Regions from separate parts of the Homo sapiens genome. Here region 1 is linked to region 2. A link is an interaction called in ENCODE POLR2A ChIA-PET data of the cell type or tissue named here. Cell type or tissue: HepG2. All regions are shown on one strand. Links, peaks and the distances in the headings refer to the core of each region. The heading gives the core; the rest is flanking DNA.

Evidence for each region. ChIA-PET counts read pairs that join two places held together with the same protein. Peaks named below come from ENCODE experiments on the same cell type or tissue, not always from the same donor. Only the 100,000 strongest peaks of a DNase experiment are listed, where the experiment ranks them.
Region 1: POLR2A ChIA-PET joins it to region 2 with 5 read pairs; 2 of 35 experiments call an interaction of 5 or more read pairs at or near these places.

Annotation. Positions count from the first base shown.
Region 1 is chr20:5,627,775-5,630,687 of GRCh38, reverse strand. No RefSeq gene overlaps it. Among named protein-coding and RNA genes, the nearest start is that of GPCPD1, 18 kb to the right of the region's middle. In HepG2, for the core only: no CTCF peak of the experiment used is centred there; no DNase peak of the experiment used is centred there.
Region 2 is chr20:6,122,676-6,125,551 of GRCh38, reverse strand. FERMT1 (FERM domain containing kindlin 1) reads left to right here and starts at 2,522. Exons shown (of 15, transcript NM_017671.5): 1 at 2,522-2,778. RefSeq lists a silencer at 2,517-2,636. In HepG2, for the core only: a CTCF peak has its summit at 2,451 (motif pointing left); DNase peaks (open chromatin) are centred at 1,901 and 2,431; H3K4me3 peaks cover 1,396 bases.

The sequences.
Region 1 (2,913 bases), core at 131-2,630, 490 kb after region 2:
CTTAAGGTCAGGAGTTTGAGACCAGCCTGTCCAACATGGTGAATCCCCATCTCTACTAAAATTAGCCAGGCGTGGCAATTGCCTGTAATCCCAGCTACATGGGAGGCTGAGGCAGGAGAATTGCTTGAACCCAGGAGGCAAAGGTTGCAGTGAGCTCAGATCGCGCCACTGCACTCCAGCCTGGGTGACAGAGCGAGACTCTGCCTCAAAAAAAAACCAAATTGGGCTATTCATAAATATCATTAATCGGGGCCTTTTATGGAAGCAACAGGCAGCATAGAGATCCAAAAAAAAAAAAGAAAAAAAAACTCACATCAACACTCAAAGATGTTATGTATAGTGTATTGTGTTTCCCTAATCAGATTGAAACAGCTGAAATGGGAAAAATCTTTGGGAGACTTTTTTTTTTTTTTTTTTTGCCATTCTTGGAATTCCTTCATGTTACAGTTGGGAAGATAGCCCTCATGACATGCAGAGCCCAGTTCTGAAGCATTCTACCTAAATAAATAAATGAAGCCTGAATTAGAGCCACATTAGTAAGTTCATCAATCATCTTTCAATTTAGGAATTGTACATGCAGGTAAATATCGAACAACCGGCTCTCCAAGGAGGATAGCCCTGATGAATGGTGTTTTCTGCTGGCTTCTGATTCCCATGATGGCCAATTTCAAGTCCCCAGGCTGAGGACAGTGAACTTGAAGTTGAGAGGAGATACGTGTACCAAGCATTTGAGCTATCTTCCGAACTGTATTGCTAAGGAGTCTGTTTTAATAGTAGTACTCGACATCTGCAGAGAACATAAAGGAAGAGTATTGTTTTCCGTAGGCCAGGTATCTCACATAAGAACTCCTTCACAGTTGGCATTCTTTTTTAATCCTTACATTTAATGAGGGAGATACTATCTCAGTTTTATAGGCCATAAAACTAAGGGCCTAAGAGAATTAGTGGTTTGTATAAAGCCGCACAGCCAAGCTGAACTAGGTACGTTATTTAACCTTTATGGCTTTTGTTTCCTTTGCTGTAAAATGTACTAACAATAGTATTTCAAAGATGGGCCAGGCGTGGTGGCTCACGCCTGTAATCCCAGCACTTTGGGAGGCCGAGGCGGGTGGATCACTTGAGGTCAGGAGTTTGAGACCAGCCTGGCCAACATGGTGAAATCCCGTCTCTACTAAAGATACAAAAATTAGCCAGGTGTGGTGGCTGGGGCCTGTAATCCCAGCTACTCGGGAGACTGAGGCAGGAGAATCACTTGAACCCTGGAGGCAGAGGTTGCAGTGAGCTGAGATTGTGACACTGCACTCCAGCCTGGGCGACAAAACAAGACTCCATCTCAAAAAAAAAAAAAAAAACAACAACAAAAACAAAACAAAACAAAAAAAACAAAGATGGTTGGGAGCAGTTAGTAAGATAATGCATGTAAAATTCTTAGCACATTGCCTAGTATGCAGTTATTCTCTACTTGAAATGGTAACAAGTGTTCATGATAGAAAATTAGAAAATGCCAATATACCAAAAGAAGAAAATTTAAAATGCCATTAACTGCCAACAGTCTTGATGGAGAATTCAGTTCTGGCTTAATTATGACTTATGAAAGGCAGTCCCAACATATGAAATGCTTTTTTCAATGATGAAGCATTTGAGCAATTTTTTTTTTCTTTCTTTTTTAGAGTCAGGGTCTTGCTCTGTCACCCAGGCTGGAGTGCAGTGGCATTATCACAGCTCACTGCAGCCTCAGACTCCTCAGCTTATGCCATCCTTTTGCCTAAGCCTCCTGAGTAGCTGGGACTATAGCATGTACCATCACGCCTGGCTTTTTTTTTTTTTTTTTTTTTTTTGAGACGGAGGGAGCCTTGCTTTGTCACCCAGGCTGGAGTGCAGTGGCATGACCTTGGCTCCCTGAAACCTCCCCCTTCTGGGTTCAAGTGATTCTCCTGCCTCAGCCTCCCCAGTAGCTGGGACTACAGGCATGCACCACCATACCCAGCTACTTTTGTAATTTTAGTAGTGACGGGATTTCGCCATGTTGGCCAGGCTGGTCTTGAACTCCTGACCTCAGGTGATCCACCCACCTTGGCATCCCAAAGTGCTGAGATTATAGGCCTATTTTTTTTTTTTTTTTTTTTTTGGGACACATGGAGTCTCTCTATTTTGTCCAGGCTAGTCTTGAACTCCTGGCCTCAGGCAATCCTTCCACCTCAGGCTCCCAGAGTGTTGGAATTACAGGTGTGAGCCACCACACCCGGCCTTGAGCAATTGTTGAATGCAATTCTGTTTGGATTATAATAAAAGTTTAGAGGCAGGGCAGGGTAGCTCAGGCCTGTAATCCCAGCACTTTGGGAGGCCAAGCCGGGCAGATCACTTCAGGTCAGGAGTTCAAGACCAGCCTGACCAACATGGCGAAACCACATCTCTACTAGAAAAAATACAAAAGTTAGGCAGGAGTTGTGGTGCATATGTGTAGTCCCAGCTACTTTGGTGGCCAAGGCACGAGAATTGCTTGAACCCGGGCAGAGGAGGCTGCAGTGAGCCAGATGGCACCACTGTACTCTAGCCTGGGCGACAGAGCAAGAATGACTCAAAAAAAGAAAAAAGAAAAAGAAAAGAAAAGCAAGCAAGTAAGCGAGATTGGGTTGTATACTGATGCATGCAAATTATTTTAAAAAATAAATTAGAGCAGGAATAATAATGTCATTGCCACTCATGGATGTTATGATATTCTGTCTGGGGTGGGAGTACCAAGAAAGGAGATGCAGCCAAGGCCCCAGGGCATTTAATAACAGTTGGATGAGACACCCATGGGTACACAGTGGTGTCTGTAAACGATATTTCTCATGAGTGTTGTAAGAGAGACAGGAAGACAGAACTGAGTTGAACACATTCACAGCTAGACAGGGGAGCAAATATGTTTCT
Region 2 (2,876 bases), core at 377-2,876:
CAAAATTTTGAAGTTCAGAATACACTTTTTAACCCACTTCTAACCCAGGACCTTGGGGGATGGGTTGGACCTGTGTCACACAAACGACAGTAACCGTGTAATAAGTAAAACATAAAGTTAAATTAAAAGCCTAGGACAGCCGGCCATGGTGACTCACACCTGCAATCCCAACAATTTAGGAGGCTAAGATGGGAGGATGGCTTGAGCCCAGGAGTTCAAGACCAGCTCAGGCAGCTAAATTTAAAAATTAGCCAGGCACGGTGGTTCACACCTGTAGTCCCAGCTTGGGAGCCTGAGACATCAAGGCTGCAGTGAGCCATGATCATGCCACTGCACTCTGACCTGGGGGAGAGCAAGACCCTTTCTCAAAAAAAAAAAAAAAAAAAAAAGCCTAGGACACATAATATGGATAAAACTCACAAACATAATGTTGAACACAAGAAGCCAGACACAAAATAGTGCACATGGTCTGATTCCATTTATATAAAGTACAAAGACAGGCAAAACCCTTCTGAGGAGTTAGAAGATAAGATAATGGTTATCCTGGGCCTGGGGTCGGGGGTAGGGGCAGGCAGCGGCAGTGATCATAACTGAAAGGAATAACTAAAAGGGGTCACTAACGGGCTTCCGAGGACTGGTGATGTCCTGTTTCTTCAACTGGGCACTCTTTATACGCTAGTGTCTTTATATACTCTGTATACAGGTGTGTTCAGTTTGCGAAAACTCATCAGCTATACATTCACGATTTGTGCTCTTATCTATATATATTGTGTATATGTATGGGTGTGTATATATATGATACACATTTATATACACACAAGTCACTACATAAAATTACAAGTTTAAAAATTAACCTAGGCCAAGAAGAACGCTTAAAACCAGTCGAATTCTTTAGCACAATGCAGATATTTTCAATTGAAAAGAGAAAAACCATATTGGTATGAATAGATAGAGCCATAATTCAAGGTCACACATAAAATCTTGACCACAGGCTGGGCACGGTGGATCACACCTGTAATCTTAACACTTTGGGAGGCCGAGGCAGGTAGATCACAAGGTCAAGAGATCAAGACCATCCTGGCCAACATCATGAAACCTGGTCTCTACTAAAAATACAAAAATTGTAGTCCCAGCTGCTCGGGAGACTGAGGCAGGAGAATCACTTGAACCCGGGAGGCGGAGGGTGCAGCAGTGAGCCAAGATCGTGCCACTGCACTCCTGCCTGGGGACAGAACAAGACTCCATCTCAAAAAAATATATGTGTGTGTGTGTGTGTGTGTGTGTGTGTGTGTGTGTTTGTGCGCGCGCGCGCGCGCGCACTGACCACAGTCTAAGTTCTAATGGGCCATAAGCAGGGTTTCATGATGTTAAGAGGTAGGGAAGTGGGACCAGATGACCCTTCCCATCGTTGACAAACGCTACCAAGTGAAGACATTCTGTTTCAAGTTTTTAATGATTTTATTTCAATTATAATATCCTATATTTGCCAACAATGTTCAACTAACCTTTTTAAATTAAATGTACTTTCAAACCCATAATAATTCCTGAATATGGTAATGTTTAAGCGAAAACAGATTCAACTTCTAAATTTTATAACTTCTTTATTAAAATTTAAGTGTTCACAAGCCTTTTAATGCAAATCGCTAAAGCCTGTACTATATTGCATGAAATCCCTCCGTGGAAGAGCACGCATTCTATCTCTGTACCTATTTCACAGATGAGGAAACTGTCATTTCCATGTCTGTTTTATTAACCACTGTATTCTCTGAGCCCAGGCCCATTGGGAGGCCTGTAGAGCAGTAAGCACTCAACAAATGTGATTAAATGAACAAAGGAGGCTTGGAGAGGTTGTGTAAACTGCCCAGGTCACCCACCCTTCCTGGGTGGCCCCAGCCCTCTTTGAAAATAAATCCAACAGGAAGGCGACTGGCGGGACCGGTGGTGATCCTGAGGTGAGCCATACCAGGTGTGGCCCAGACTTCCGCATGCAGCCTGCCCTTGGGTCTCCTGGAGTCTCCCCTGGTCGGGAGCCTCAGCCTTCTGGAGACTGACACCACCCTCTTACTCAGAGACGAATCGTTTTGTCGTTGCCTTCACCTCCCTGACCACAAGTGCTCCGGGGCTCTTTCTGAGGGAGGCAGCTGTTCTAGGCGGGAGGCTGGAGTCTCCTGGGCCTGGACGCACCCCGGGGTGTGAGTGATGGGTATGCCTGAAAGGAGGGGAAGTGGCGCGGCTTTAATCATCTGGGCTAGTCCCCGGCGGGCCTGGGGGAACAGGGAAACTGGAGGCGGCCTTAAAGCGTCAGGATGAGACATCGCAAGAGGAGCTGCAGATACTGAGCGTGCGCCCCGGGTTCTCGCCGCCTTCTCTCCGCCGAGCAGCCCTTCGGCCACCCTTTGCCCTTAAAAATCTGCAGACTGCGCCTCCTCTCCGCGGGAGCGAGACCTAGCAGGCCCGGGGCTGGGCGTGCCCTCGCCTGCCACGCTGCGCGCTGCCCTCAGCCGGGCCGCTGGGGCCGTGCAGTGCACCGGGCACGCCGCGCCAGGCTGGGGGCAGGCACCGAGCCTCCGTGGGAGGTCCCGAGGCAGCTTCGCCTGCTCGCCCTGGCTCCAGCCCTCACCTGCCGCAGCCTTAGCTGAGCAGCCGCCGCCACTGGGCGCCCCCCGCTCCCCACTTCGCCAGCGCCCGCTCCTCGGCTCGGCCCGGGGTAGTTTGTAGGGACGCAGCTCTCCACGTGCGCGACTGCGAGGCTGGACGCTACGGGCTCCTGGAAAGGAGGTGGGTGCTCCGGAGCTAGGGCTGGGGAGCTAGAGGTTGGGAGGCTTTCATGGGCACCAGTGGCTCCTGAGCCCCCTTAGCCCCTTTCTTTCTGCAGC